2 separate regions of the Mus musculus genome follow, and region 1 is linked to region 2. Evidence: chromatin loops called from intact Hi-C (ENCODE). Cell type or tissue: left cerebral cortex. All regions are shown on one strand.

Region 1 (8,000 bases), 170 kb before region 2:
TAAACTGGCATCTCACTCCTGGGAGGATAACACTCTTTCTTCCTTAAATTTTATTTGTATGGTTAGGGATGAAGCTCAGGTGGTAGCACGCTCGCTCGCTTAGCACACATAGAACCCTGATCTGTGTGGAGGCCAAAGGGAAATCTCACACATATTCCTCAGGTAGCATTCACCTCATTCTTTTTTTGTTTCTTTTGTTTTGCTTTTTATTAACAGCATTTTAAAAAATATTTTTTATTACGTATTTTCCTCAATTACATTTCCAATGCTATCCCAAAAGTCCCCCATACTCTCCCCCCCACTCCCCTACCCACCCATTCCCACTTTTTGGCCCTGGCATTCCCCTGTACTGGGGCATATAAAGTTTGCGTATCCAATGGGCCTCTCTTTCCAGTGATGGCCGACTAGGCCATCTTTTGATACATATGCAGCTAGAGTCAAGAGCTCCGGGGTACTGGTTAGTTCATAATGTTGTTGTACCTACAGGGTTGCAGATCTCTTTAGCTCCTTGGGTACTTTCTCTAGCTCCTCCATTGGGGGCCCTGTGATCCATCCAATAGCTGACTGTGAGCATCCACGTATGTGTTTGCTAGGCCCCAGCCTAGTCTAACAAGAGACAGCTATATCAGGGTCCTTTCAGCAAATGCTTGCGAGTGTATGCAATGGTGTCAGCGTTTGGAAGCTGATTATGGGATGGATCCCTGGATATGACAGTCTCTAGATGGTCCATCCTTTTGTCTCAGCTCCAAACTTTGTCTCTGTAACTCCTTCCATGGGTGATTGTTTCCAATTCTAAGAAGAGGCAAAGTGTCCACACTTTGGTCTTCGTTCTTCTTCAGTTTCATGTGTTTTGCAAATTGTCTTATATCTTGGGTATACTAAGTTTCTGGGCTAATATCCACTTATCAGTGAGAACATATCATTTGAGTTCTTTTGTGATTGTGTTACCTCACTCAGGATGATGCCCTCCAGGTCCAACCATTTGCCTAGGAATTTCATAAATTCATTCCTTTTAATAGCTGAGTAGTATCCATTGTGTAAATGTACCACATTTTTTTTGTGTCCATTCCTCTGTTGAAGAGCATCTGTGTTCTTTCCAGCTTCTGGCTATTATAAATAAGGCTGCTATGAACATAGTGGAGCATGTATTAACAATATTTTTATTAGATATTTTCTTAATTTACATTTCAAATGCTATCCCGAAAGTCACCTATACCCTCCCCCCACCCACCTACTCCTGCTTCCTGGCTCTGGCATTCCCCTGTACTGGGGCATACAATCTTCACAAGACCAAGGGCATCTCCTCCCATTGATGGCCGACTAGGTCATCCTCTGCTACATGCACAACTAGAGACACAACACTGGGGGTACTGATTATTTCATATTGCTGTTCCACCTATAGGGTTGCAGATCCCTTTAGCTCCTTGGGTACTTTCTCTAGCTCCTCCATTGGGGGCCCTGAGTTCCATCCAATAGATGACTGTGAGCATCCACTTATGTGTTTGCCAGGCACTGGCATACATTCCCCTCATTCTTATGAGAAGGCATCTCTCACTGACTCTAGACTTACCTAATAGTCTAGGCTAGCCAGTCAGCAAGACTCAGGAATCCTCCTGTGTCCACCCCCTCAGCTGACATGCCTTTTTTTAAAATGTGAGTTCTGGTGGATTTAGTTCAGGTCTTCTGCATGCAAGGCAAGCACGTTACTGACTGAGCCATCTCCTCAGCCAGACTTTATTTTTCATTAGGATATCCCAGCATGCTGAAGTGGCATATCATTGTGATTCTTGATTTCTGTTGTTCTTCTGTGCCTAGGATGGTTTAATTTTAAGTGCTGTCTTGATTGGGCCACTAGATCCATAGATAGGTGGTTAAATGTTCCTTTCTGGGTGTGTCTGTGAGGGTGTTCCCAGATAGGGGAACACCAGAATAAGTGGATGGAAGGAATAAAGGATTCTCGAGGGTATGTGAGGTCATCTAGTTTATTGAAGGCTTAGATAGAGTCTAAAAGCAGAGGGGGCTTGAGCTAGTTCTGCTTGACCCCTTGAGCAAGGGCTTCCTGATTCCCGGGAGAGGTTCCCACACCATCAGCTCTCTGACTCTCAGGAGTTCACACTGTGCTGACTCCAGCCTCTGAATCTCCAGTTTGCTCATAGTTCATCATGGAACTCAGCCTTCATCTTCAGCAATCGGGGAAGTGAGCAGACAGGCCCCACTGGTCCTGTTCCTCTAGAACCCCAGCTAATATGACAGTGATTATGTCTGAATGTGACATGTCTCCCATAATACTCAGCATTTGACCACTCATCTCCAGGTAGTGACACTGCTCTGAAAGGCTCTAGAATCTTCAGGTGGTAGAACCTTCCTGGAGGAAGTGAGTCACTTGAGTTTTATAGCCTAGACCTACCTTCTGTCTTAAGATGCAATATGACCAGCCAGGTTCCTGTGCCCGTGGCTGTTGTTGTGACATTCTCACTACAAGGGAATTATTTTAGACATAAAGTTCAGGGCTGATGGTCCATCTACTGTCAGGGGCCTTGAGGTCTGTGTTTGCATTTCTCTAATGACCCTGAATGCTAAGTATTTTTTTTTCCTGAGCATATAGGCTATTTCTATGTAATTCTAGGAGAAACACTGACTGAAGTTCTTTGATCATTCCTAAATTCAGTTATCTTTTAGTTGTTGAGTTGTGGCACTTCTTTGTATATCCTGGGCACTTGTCTCCCCGTACGTGCAGGATTTAATTCATAGAGACGACTGGATGATAAGAAGCCAGTGCCTTCAAAGTGGGGAGGGGACACACCACATCACAGGGCCACAAGGGGCATGGAGCACCAGGCTGGGAGAGAGGACTAGGTAGGAAGCAGAGGACTCTGCAAGCAAAGTAGGGCAGGACAGAGCAAACAGCCAAGGAGAAGCCATCTTGAGTAACACCACTGGACATCAGGCTGGCCTGATAGCTGATACCCTAGGATGATTTAGAGTGATATTGGCTTAGGCAGTGCTATGAGAAGGTGAACAGTGGGCCAGCCTTTGGTCTGCACTTGAAGGGAGTTCCTGGGAAGCTGAGCGGCAAGGGCTGTATGCATTCTTTGGCTGCTAGCTCAATCTGACTCGTGGCTACAGAGTAGATGGGCAGACTCTAAGAAAGCACGGAGCAGTGCTGTTGTGGTTCCACTATGGTGCCGTGAGTAACAACCTGAGCAAATGCAGCTCAGAGGCACGAAGCAGTGCCCTGGCATCTGTTGTGGTTCCACTATGGTGCCGTGAGTAACAACCTGAGCAAATGCAGCTCAGAGGAGGAAAAGAGACTCTTCCAGCTTGCAATTCCAGACCACAGTCCATCGTTGTGAGGACTCGAGGCCAGAATTCAAGGCACAAACTTGAAGGCAGGCCTGCTTGCTTTTCCATACAACACTACCTTGGAAAAGAAACTCACGGCACAGCAAAAGCCATCCAGTAGGAACTGTGGAGGATGCTGGATACGAGCTGGCTCTTCAGGCCAGCGTATTCTCAACCAGCTTTCACGTAGAATTCAAAATCATCTGCCCAGGGCACTGAGCCTATGGGGATGGCTCGGCCTCTTGTATCAATTAGCAGTCAAAGCAATGCCCTCATAGACATGCCCACAGGCCAGCCTGATGGAGACAATTCCTCAGTTGAGACCTTCCTTTCAGATGACCCTAGGCTGTGTCAGATTGACAGTTGAAGCTAAGCAGGACAACCCAGAACAGATGGAGCACTGGCTGGAGCACTGGCAAACATGGTCTCCTATTAGGTAGGTTGTCTTCACTTTGGTACACAAAAGTTTTAAACTTTCATGAAGTTTATTTCATCTGCTTTCCATTTGACTTCTGGCCTTTTCACATCATCCCTAGACACCCATTGTAAAAATCTAAGACAGTGAAGACTCATCCCTGTGTTTTCTTGTAAGCATTTTATTACCTGGTTCATGCAAGTAGGTCTCCGTTCCTACTTTGTGTGATGGATGATGTGTGATGGAAGTTGAAAAACTTCCACAGAGGAGAGAAATAAAGGCAAGGTCTATGAAGAATCAATGTGCTGATCACCGATCACAGGTTCACACCCTTCCCAGTTCTACCTCAAGGAATTAATCCTGCAGATATGCAAACAACGCAGGTAGAGACCTTCATGCCTCCATACCCTGAGCAAATACATGTTTATACCGCACATATACACTATTACACATGCACACACTCTCTCTCTCTTACACACACATATACACACACACAGTCTCTAGCTCTCTCTGTCTCACACACACACACACACACACACACACACTCACAGCCTCCTGTTGAGGGAAAAGGCAGAGAAGGAAGACAAGAAAACAGCCTCCCCTGGTTATCACGTGACTACTGACTCACTTCATTACCTGGCTCCTCGTGGCTACTAAGGCACTAAATAGTCACAGCAGAGCTGTGATCTATGGCCACAGATCAAAGCCTCAAACTGGTCCCCAGGAAGCTGAACTAATGGCCCTTGCTTTGGTCACCCAGGAATGAGCAAACATCACATGGAAGGTTTGGACAACTAGAGTCTCAGTGGAGAGACGCTGTAGAAGTCCTCTCCCTGGAGAACGACAAGTCTGAGGGACGCTGTGGCTGCTGTCCTTCCAGTGAGGTAATATGAAGTCTGCCACCACACACTTCGTATTGCTGTCCTTGGGCGATGGGGCACAGGAGCCTTTGAGAGGAACACCTTTGATGTGCAACCTCAGTTCTGTCTTGTAGCTCGGGGATGGGGGGACTCAGATACAGATGAGACCTTTGTCACCTGCGATTGACTCTTGGCACATTTGGAAAGTGTGCCCTTGCCTTTAACTGGTTCTAAAGCTGTCTGCCTTGACATTTCCCACCAGCCCTTAGGAACACCGATGCAGTTTTATCCAGCCTTTCTGAAAGGGTACTTTTTCTCTCTTAATTCTCCAGAAAAAAAAATCATTTGGGGGCTGGGCATGGTGGTACATACCTTTAACTCCAGCACTCGAGAGATAGAAGCAGGTGGATGTCTGTGAGTTCCAGGCCAGCCAGGGCTACACAGAGAGACTCTGTCTCAACAGCAACAAATTGTTTTGGGATCAGTAAGTTGTCTCAAGCAGGAAAAGCTACTACAAAGCCACTAAGCCTGACAACCTGTGATTGATCCCCAAACACACTCCTCTGACATCCACATCTGCACCATGGCAGGCACCCATGCATCCATTCTCACAGAACAAACTAAAATGCTATGCAAATTAAAAAGAAAAAAATGTCAGGGACCTATGCGATGGTTTTGTGAGTAAAAGTTGCTACTGAGTCCTGATGTGCTGAGTTCAACCTCTGGAACCCACGTAAGAACAGAGTTAAAGAACAAAGCTCCTTCTTTTTTTTTTTTTTTTTTGAGAATGTGCAGGTACTTTATTGCTCACCTCTCACACCAAACACACCTCCAGCCACTTTCTTTCACAGCTTGACAGTGTTTACATGTACAAAAACCCGGCAGAAACAAAGCTCCTTCTAAAGGTTCTCCTCTGGCTTCCACACTCACCTGCATTCACAAATGCACCCCTCAACACACACACACACACACACACACACACACGCACGCACGCACGCACGCACGCACGCACGCACGCACGCACGCACGCATGCACACGCGCACACACACACACGCGCACACACACACACACACACACACAGAGGCACGCATGCGCACACGCACATGCACACACACACACACACACACACACACACACACACATGCACACACTCACACGTGCGCACACACATACACACGCACACACATACACACACACACACACACACACACACACACACACACGTGTGCACATGTGCACACATGTGCATACATGCACCCAAATTTAAAACTTTGGGGGGAGAGCCGAGGAGATAGCTCAGTGACTGCAGTGCTTCCCTTACAAGCACAGGGACTCACTTGGGAAGCAAGCCTGTGTATCTATGCCAGCCTCAAGATTCTCAAAGAATACAGTGCTATCAGCCGTGATAAAATTGTAGTTGAATGTTGTCATAGATCTACTGGATCTTGCTAGGTAAACATACAAATCAGTTGAGGATTGCCTTTCATTGGTATGCTGGGTCCTCTGAGGATGTAGTAGCAGATGCCCTTGGAGGCCAGACTCCTGGGTCTTGGATCTGGTCCTCTTGGTGCTTTGGTTTCCTCCTTTGTGACTAGAAGACAACAGCCATGCTCATCCCCTGCCCTTATCAAGAGGATTGACTTATAAAAAGTACCGAGGGGTAACCCATTCCTGGTACTGGTACTTCTGAGTTGGTACCAAGCAGGACATGTATGATTACCCCAAATCTGAACATCCTTTGGCATGGGTTTCTCACCATTGGCCCAGCTTCACCTCTCTCATCCCCCACCATCTGGGGCTATGAGGCACAAGGTACGGGAGAACGTGTATGACTGGTAGGACCAGTAAGGACAGATATTCTTGAAAGAAAGAGAGCAAGGAAACAGAGAGCCCTCTTGGGATGGTCAGTGCCAAGAAGTGCTAGCCACACTGGCCTGCGTCTGACACTTTCTATTCTCATGGCCTCTGCCCTCCACACTGGCCTGTGTCTGACACTTTCTATTCCCACCTGTCCTCCTGGTCCTGCTCCCCTTCTCTCCCCTCATGTGCATCTGCTTTCTCCTTTCTTCACTCTACATGCCTGTACTGGCTAGTTTTGTGTCAACTTGACACAAGCTGGAGTTATCACAGAGAAAGGAGCTTCAGTTGGGGAAGTGCCCCCATGAGATCCAGCTGTGGGGCATTTTCTCAATTAGTGATCAAGGGGGAAAGGCCCCTTGTGAGTGGTGCCATCTCTGGGCTGGTAGTCTTGGTTCTATAAGAGAGCAGGCTGAGCAAGCCAGGGGAAGCAAGCCAGTTAAGAACATCCCTCCATGGCCTCTGCATCAGCTCCTGCTTCCTGACCTGCTTGAGTTCCAGTCCTGACTTCCTTGGTGATGAACAGTAATGTGGAAGTGTAAGCTGAATAAACCCTTTCCTCCCCAACTTTGCTTCTTGGTCATGATGTTTGTCCAGGAAGAGAAACCCTGACTAAGACAATGCCTTCTTGCTATTTTCCTAAATTTTTGTTTCCCCCAAACCATCTTCTTCAAACACTCTAAGGGATACTAAAACGTGTCATTTCTGGGGAGCCGGAGTGTCGAGAAGCAGGAGTTTTCATGTATGGCTTTTCATATGGTACCGTGTTTAAGGTCACACTGCAGTTGTCTCTCTTTACCTACATTCCACTTCCAGTGGTTTTAGTGTTCATGGCTGACCATGCTCAAAAAGATGAGCTGCAAAATTTAAGAAACAAGCAATTCGTGACTGTTTATTGCCTGACATTAAACATGATGAAATATCATGTCGCTCAGCTCTGCCATGCTTGGGACATGAGTCATAGCATTGTCCAGTGCATCCTTCAGCTGTCAGTCATTTCAGTAAGAGACTGGCAGTTGGGGCACTGCAGTCAGACTACCTTTGTTTAATTGATAACATCCCCAGGTCATAAGAATTCTGCTAATTTTATTATAGTTATTATTATAATTATTTTATACATTTACATTATATAAATACACATATTTGAAGAAAAAGAGGGACACACACGCACACACACACACATGAGAGAGAGAGAGAGAGAGACAGAGAGAGAGAGAGAGAGAGAGAGAGAGAGAGAGATTCAGTATGTAGTTTGAGGATGCCCTTGAACTTCTGATGCTCTGCCTCCACCTCCCCCGTGCTGGCATTGTAGTAATGCCCCACCATGCTGAATTATGCTATACTGCAGAGGGCACCCAGGGCTTATGTATGCTAGGCAAGCGTTCTACCAACTGACCCATAGCCCCAGCCTGTTGTTTTATTTTCTGTTATTGTTATTATTATTCATCTCTTATTGTGCTAATTAATAAATTAAGCTTTACCATAGGCACATGCAAGATGGTTTTACACACACACACAGAAAGAG
Region 2 (8,000 bases):
GATGCGGGACCTTCAGGGTTGTCTTGCTTGCCCTGGGCATGGGCTCCTTGACAGCTGTGTCCTCTGGTGAGCCAGAATCTAGTGAATTACTACATGTCTCAGAGCTGGTGCCTCTGCTCACTGGTCCTCGATAATCGGCTTCTGTATGAACTATGGAGTCTAGATAGCCCATAGAAATGCTGGAAGCTTCATGCATCCTTGAAATTTCCCCAGCAAACACAGTTTTAAAGGTTTGTTTTTACTTTGTGTGTGTGTGTGTGTGTGTGTGTGTGTGTGTGTGTGTGTGTTTTGATGTACATGTATAAGTTCAGAAGCCAGAAGATACTGTACCCCCTGGAACTAGAATTACCACATGTAATTACATGTAATTGTGAGCTGTTACACATAAGCATTGGCAACCAGACACAGGTCATCTGTAAGAGCAGCAAATGTTCTTAACCACTGAACTAAGTCTACCTCCCAACACAGTTTTTACAAACGGAAAGAAATAAAGTAGACTTAAATTTGTTTGTGCATGTTTGTGTATCCATGTATATATGTGTGTGAGGATATATATGTACATGTATGTGCATGTATGAAATAAAAATGTCAAAGTTGGATGTCTTCCTCAATGATGTGTAAACTTATGTGGGGCATGTGTCTAAGTGTGTATGTACATATGTGTATGTAGAGGCCAAAGGTTGCTATTGAGTGATTTCCTTAATCACTCTGCACTTTATATATTAAGTCAGAGTCCAGCTCACTGATTGGTCTGTTCTTGCCAGCCCTCCTGCCCCAGGGATCACTCATCTCCACCTCCTGAGTACTGGAGTTAGAGGTGAGCCAACATCCCTGCCCTACATTCCCATAGATGCTGGTGGTCTAAACTCTAGTCTTCCTGCTTGCATGCCAAGCATTTTAGCAGCTCGGCTTTCCCTCAAGGCTCTCTCTACCTTATTTTGAGAAAAGGCCTCTCAATGAACCTGGAGCTTACTAATAGGCTAGATTGGCTGGCTGGCATGACCGAGTGTTCCTTCTGTCCCTGCCTTCCCATCACTGGGGTCATAGATGCACACCACCACACTCAGCTATTTTATCTGAGTTCTTCCCCCACCCCCCCACCTCAGGTCCTCACACTTGCACAGGAAATATTTGACTAGTTGAACTAGCAGCCCCGATCCAGGTGATGTTAACTTTAACATTTTGTTTGTTTGTTTAGCTCAATATAGTCAAGGTGTAATGATTTCAGTATCTAGACAGTGTTAAAATATGAAGACATAAGTTTACATTCCTCTTTGAATCCGTCTTCAAAATCTTGTTCACATTTTACATTTACAGCACGTCTTAATTCTCTGTAGCCTTATTTCCAATGAATAATGCTCACATGTGACTGATGGCTGGCATATGGGACAGACTGAAATTTTGTTTTTGCCTATAATGAATCTCTACTTGTTGCTTGGGGCTTTGCAAGTTGGGGGTCTGGTGGGCAAGGCTTAGGTTAGTCCTTGGCTGTGGACAGCATGCAGAGCCTACACTTGAGTTTTTATAGTCTTGCATATCATTGGCAAATTTACAATCCCTATGAATTGCTTACAGCTCCTCCTGACACCATCTCTACCTTCACACCAATAAAGGCAGAACAGGTCCTCATAAATATCTCATTTCCTCGTTATCAGGGCTTGATGCTTCCAATTGTAGCCTCGTAAAAAGGAGGTTGGTAGGCTGAGGAGATGGCTCAGTGGAGGAGAGTGCCTGCTATGCTCTGCGAGGATGAAAATGTGAGTTCAAATTCTCAGCATTGCATATGGCCCCGTGTACCTGTAGCACAGTGGGGGCTCAGTGTGTTTGCTAGTCAATCAAAACGCTGAGCTTCCAATTCAGTGAGAAGGGAATAGGGCAGAGGGTAATAGAGCGGGACACCTGATTCCCTCCCATGGTTCCACAAGTACACACACACACACACACACACACACACACACACACACACACACACTTGTTTGTTATCATGACTATTACCCATTGCTGTGAAAAGTATATATATATATTTATTTTTTAAATTACAACTCCTAATGAGTACGCGTGCTTTGCTATCAAGTCCAACCTGAAGCATACCGCCAACACGCACGCCTGAGGACTAGAGCCTGCTGCTGCTTTATCTCCTCAGCGGGGTTCCCGAAGGAAGTTCATACTCAAGTCTAGGAGACTATTTTAATTGTTCCATATCATAAAAGTTTAATGGGCATTTTGAGGCATCGTATATGGATCCTGTTTGTCACTGAATCTGATGATTGCAAACTAGCAGACGTGTCCTGTGAGCATGGAGCCCTATGGGCCTGGGGCAGGAGGTTCTCCAGGAGCACCTGACACACTAATGAAATGAGATCCTGGGAGCAGGTCAGTGGGGAAGAGCCACCGAGGGGCCTCCTCCTGTGGGCCCTTATAGGTGGTTATAGTCAAGGCAGCCTTCTGGTGTTACAGACACAGGTACCATCTTCTTTCAGAATAAGTACATGATTCCTAGGTCCTCCCCTGGCTCCCCTCAAGTTTATCAGCAGGACAGGAATCGGAGAGAGCTCTCCAAAATCTAACGCAATCCCACTACACATGGTTAAATATACCCTCAGATTTGAGAGTATATTATTGTTTGTTCATTTGCATGTGTGCAGTGCATGCGTGGTTGTGTTTGCATGCATCCTCGTTGGCTTTCTGTTGCTTTGATAAAACACTCTGATCAAAAGCAAGCTGTGGAAATGGCTTTATTCCACATCATGCTTTCAGGTCACAGTCCTTCCCAGAGGGCAATGGGGCAGGAGCTCAGGCAGAGACTGAAGCTGAAGTCACAGAGGAAGTCTGCTTGCTGCTTCATCCCCAGGCTCCTGTTCAGTGGCTGTTCTTCTACAGCCCAGGCCCACCTGCCTATACCAGTGAACTCCAACAGCAACTAAAAGTCACAAAAAATGTCCCCAACACATGACCACGGGCTGATGTGATGGAGACAACTCTTCAGTTGAGTTTCTCTCTTTCCAGTTCCGTCAAGTTGGTGACCAAGATCTGCCATTATATCAAGTGTGTGGGTAGACATGTGTACATGTGTAACTAGGAGCCCAAGGTTAGTGTTGGGAATCATCTTTGATCTCTCTTCTACCTTGTTTCATTGAGACAAGGTCTCGCAATCAAACCCAGAGCTCATTGATAGAGCTGGTCTGTAGCCAACTACCATTCAGGACCCCCTATCTTCGCTTTCTGAGGCTGGATTTATAAGCCACAATTTATACTCATACGGCATTTTACACGGCTTCTGGGATCTGGTCTCTAGCCTCATATTTGTGCGGCGAGCACTTTCACCTCTGGACCATCTCCCAGCTCTTCTAACAGAGTTACGCAGGCTGTCCTGTGTTCTATCCCTGCTGGTTCCTTCCCTCCTCTGCCTGCCTTTTTTCCTCCAATAACTTCTGATTTATGCTCTCCAACTCCACTTCCCCCAAGGCTCTATAACCAAATGCTTCCTCTTTCTTCCTCTGGCTTCTCCTTCATCAAATTTTGATCCACTTCTTTTGTAAAGCCCTCCTTGGGCTCCACTCTCTTCAGGAACCCATCTCCAAGCCCTTTCACCCCACTCCAGGCAGGCACTGGGATATTTATAAGCATAATGCCTGCTTGTGCACCCTTCCTCTGTGCTGCTGCATACCTATTTGGAAACTTCTAAGCCCGACACAGTAGCTGATACTCAGTAGGTGTGCAGATGCTGGTGTCCAGCAAATATCTGTGTTTCTCTGTGAAAGGAAAGAAATACAGAGGAAGGGGCCAGAGGCAGAGACCTGAATCAGCTAAGAATTGCAGTGTGAGGAACAGGGGGAAAACAAAGGCAGTGTCTCCAACAATACTGGGAGTTCTTCCTCTCCCATCTAGTAAGCCTAGAAATGGGCCGCTGGGCTGGTATATGTTTGTGTCTGTCTGGCCTGTTTGTCCCTTGTCATGATCTTAGCAAATGTATATCATCTTCAGGATCACAAAGCAGCTTTGTCTTCCAAGCAGGGACAAGAGGGGTGTATGAGGAATCTAGGACAAAGCAACCAGATGTTGAGACTTCTTCTTAGACAACCACCCAGTACTCTCTGCTTGCCTAACAATCACAGGGACACTGTGATATGGCCTCTGTTACCCCAAGAAGAGCTTGTGAAACATCATCTTAACACACTTGGAGTTCAGTTAAAAAGAATGACATGTATGCCCATGTATATAATATATATATTCACATATGGGACTATACTTCATATATATATGGAGAGGGTTGGTAGGATATGAGGGAAATAGACTAAATACTGGATGGATATATCTTCTGCTTTCCTTGGTGCTGAAAGTATGTAGCTGACAGGAAACAGGGAAGAAAGGAATGGCTTGCTGGGCTCACAATGTGAAGGGTGTGGCCCACCATGGCTTGGAAGGCATGGCATCAGGAGCGAGAAGGCTGGTCACACTGTTCACAGCCAGGACAAAGTGAGAGGTGCTCTGGTCTCTTTATTCTTTTTATTTAGTTCAGGACCACAGTCCCCAGGATAGTGCCACCCACATTAAGGGTGGGTGGTTTTTTACTCCATTAAACCTTTCTGTAGACATCTCAACAGGCACACGCACAGTGTTTCTATGGTGATTTCCATCCAGTCAGGTTGATAGTAGGCTTTATTGTCACAGTGCACAATGCTCCTCACATTGACTCCCATTTTCCTGCCTTGCTTACCCATCCATGTTGGCTACTCAGATGTGGACTACATGAGAGGAGGAGGGACCTTGCCCTCTTGTTAAGTACTGCCTTTTGCCTCTGCCTTGCACCATAGAGCTTTATATCTTGTTCTGTGGATTGGTTCAAGAATTAGCACCAGCAGCTGAGGGCCAGGGATATAATTTACCTGGTAGCATATTTGTTAGTGTGCATGAAGCTCTGGGTTCCATTTTTAGCACCACATAAAACAGGTATAATGGCGCATACCCACAGACACAGAACTGGGGAGCAGGGGGCCTGAGAATCAGAAATTCAAGGCAGAATTCCATAGTTCCTCTAAAGAAAGAGGCAAAGACCTTTTGGCACAGTTAATTTTGCCACACTGCACACCTCCCTTCAATCTCTAGAAATGTTTCTCCCTTTTCTTGCTCATCTCATTGAACAAATTAGCTAATGTGACACTGAGGACTGACCAGCCATTTGTATAGAAAGAAAATCTGGCAGGGCTTAATTTCCATTTGTAATGTACTGTCTTCATTCATTTGATGGGGGTCCCTTCTTCTGTACGTGCCTCGAAAGGAACTTGAGATTCTTTCCCATCTCCCAAAGCACTTGTGAAGGAGGAAGACCGACAAGGATTACTTTGGGAGGCTATAATTCAAGTATGGGACTCTTATTCCCCACCCCAACTTTTGTTATGTGTCAACAGCTGTGGTGAATCAAAAAGTTACCATGGCCCCTACACATGTGGATGGTGTTGGGTGGGGTGTGAGCTGGTGGTGGTGTTGGGTAGGGTGTGAGCTGGTGGTGGTGGCAGAAGTCCCTATCCCTGACTGGCCTGAGTGACACACAGCACACACATTTTTCTCTAGGAAGGCCGTCAGTGTTGCCTGTTTTTCTCTGGCTTCAGTGTCCTTTAATGCAGTCATCCACCAATTATCTGCTGGTAGTTCTGGAAAGGCAGGACTTGACTTCACCCATTTCTGTCTCCCTAGACCCTGCCCTGCCCCGGTGGGTGATAGACATCAGCTGGGTGATTATAAAGAACTGAGTACTCACAGCTGCTGACATCTGAGTGCATTTTATAGGATACACATTGTGATTTTTAAAAAAATCTATTAATGCATTTAGGGATGGGGAGTCAGCTACATGGAAAAGAGTACTTGTAGACCAAGTATGAGGACCTGAACATCCCCGGCACCTATGTAAAAGTCTGGGAGTGGCTGTAATCCTAGTGATGAGGGTAGGTGGAGCTCAAGTTGAGAGGGAGGGTTTCGGGGCTTGCTGGCCAGTTAGCCTAGACAAATAGATAGATAGATAGATAGATAGATAGATAGATAGATAGATAGATAGATAGATAGATAGATAGATAAATGGCAGCTTCCAGGTTCAGTGAAAGATCCTGTCACAAGGGAATAACATGGAGAATGGTTTGCAGGACACCTGGCATCCTCTGGCTTCCACATATACACCCTCCCCCAGATTTCATTTAATCTTTGCAACTACCCCATGAAGCAGGTATTATAATTCCAATTTAATGGAAGGGGGAGCAGAGCCAGGGAGAGATAATGAGCAGCCAGGCTGGCTAAGTGCACGGTCAGTGTGGAGCCATGCCAGATTTATCACTAGGTAGTAGTATCACGTCTGAGCCAACCTGCTTCACCCCTGCACCATGGAAGACACTATTCATTTTTTATGACAATTGGACCAGGAAGCAGAGTTCCCTGGCATCCAATTCAGGAACAGCCACTCAGAGAGAACGGCAACCATCTGGGAAACGAACACAAATGGTCAGAAGCTGAAGAGATGTCGGATACTGAGCTGCAGTTCCACTGGATAGAGGAGCCCTCTCTGTTCTGGGTGCAGGATGGTGTTCCCTCAAGGAACTACCACAGCTGTCTCCATCAGCACAGATTACCCTGAGCCATCCTTACTTACAGATGGTCCAGGCAGGTGGGTATGGTGCTGGAAAGGAAGGAGGGGGAGAGACAGCACATGCTTGGAGATTCACACTTCACCTACTTAGTTTTTGCCAATTAAGGTCATTCAAAAATGGAGAAAGTGAAAGACGGGCTCCTGTCATCGTTATATAAAAGCATCTTAACTCCTTCTGTGAATGGGACAATCGTAGCAGAAAAGTGAAGAATCCATTAAATTGAGTTCTGATAGCTCACAGAATGAAATACTATGTCCTTCCATTGTTCAGTTTTCACTGTGGAGACTCCACCAGCCATCAGTGAGAACTGCTTTAGCAAAGGAGGAGAAGAGGAGGAGAGCCACTCCAAGCTGTGTTTGGGTGACCTTGGGCAGATCATCTGGAGGGTTTGGTCTTTGGTTTCCTTTTCTGTGCTTGGGGGGGGGCACTGTGGAGAGGCAGGGTACCCAGGACCTAGAGAAGGAGTTTGGGACATACCAAGAGCTTTATAAGGCATTATTTTCATTATGAGTTCAAGCAGATCACAGCTGACATCTTCTGGAGGCTTCAATAAACTCAAGTTGGGGGTGGGGGGGATGTCTTAGTCACTATAGTACTTGCTCTGCACACATAAGGACCTGGGTTCGAGCCTCAGAGCCCACTAGGAAGAAAAGCTGGGGGGGTGGATGATATGCCTTTTTAGTCCTCGCTCTAGAGAAATGGAAACATTGTTTCCCTGGGTCTTGCTGGCTAGCCAGCCTAGCCTACTTGGCAAGTTCCATGTCAGAGAGATCCTGTCTCAATGAGCCACCAAAGTGGATGGTGCCCAAGGAACAATTGCTGAGGTTACTCTGGCCACACACACACACACACATACACACTAGTATACATGCGAACACACATACACACACACACACACACACACACAGAGAGAGAGAGAGAGAGAGAGAGAGAGAGAGATCAATCCCCTTTCATAAACCTACATCATGAGAAAGTGAACTGATACTCATGAAGTGCAGAAGTCTATTTTAAGCAGCACGCAGCACCCCGGCCTCCTCTTAATTGTGCCCATGATCAGGAAGCTCTGCTGCCGGCTTAGTGACTAATGATGGCAGCCGCTGCACTAGTTAACAGGGGACCAATGATGCTCCCCTCCCATAGCACCCATGAAGAATTGAACTGAGCAAGCTTCAGTTTTCCTAGAAAACTGGGTAACCAACTCCAGGAATGCTTTCTCCACAACCCATCACTCACAGAAAGGGACCATTGTTATCCTCTATGATAATTCTGCCTTAACCAGCAAGCTACCTGCCGTGGTTCAATTCCTCACTGGCAACTTGGACACCCCCTACCCCATGGTTAGCTTTGAGCCTAGAAGGGCACATC

What was found. A loop is a pair of places that touch in the nucleus more often than their neighbours do. Peaks named below come from ENCODE experiments on the same cell type or tissue, not always from the same donor. Only the 100,000 strongest peaks of a DNase experiment are listed, where the experiment ranks them.
Region 1: it touches region 2 in a loop (4-fold over the local background); 7 of 42 quality-filtered maps call a loop at or near these places.

Annotation. Positions count from the first base shown.
Region 1 is chr1:125,608,542-125,616,541 of GRCm38, forward strand. No RefSeq gene overlaps it. Among named protein-coding and RNA genes, the nearest start is that of Slc35f5, 52 kb to the left of the region's middle. In left cerebral cortex, no CTCF peak of the experiment used is centred here; no DNase peak of the experiment used is centred here.
Region 2 is chr1:125,773,739-125,781,738 of GRCm38, forward strand. All of the region lies in intron 1 of Gpr39 (G protein-coupled receptor 39), which reads left to right. Among named protein-coding and RNA genes, the nearest start is that of Gm41943, 64 kb to the right of the region's middle. In left cerebral cortex, no CTCF peak of the experiment used is centred here; DNase peaks (open chromatin) are centred at 4,544 and 6,656.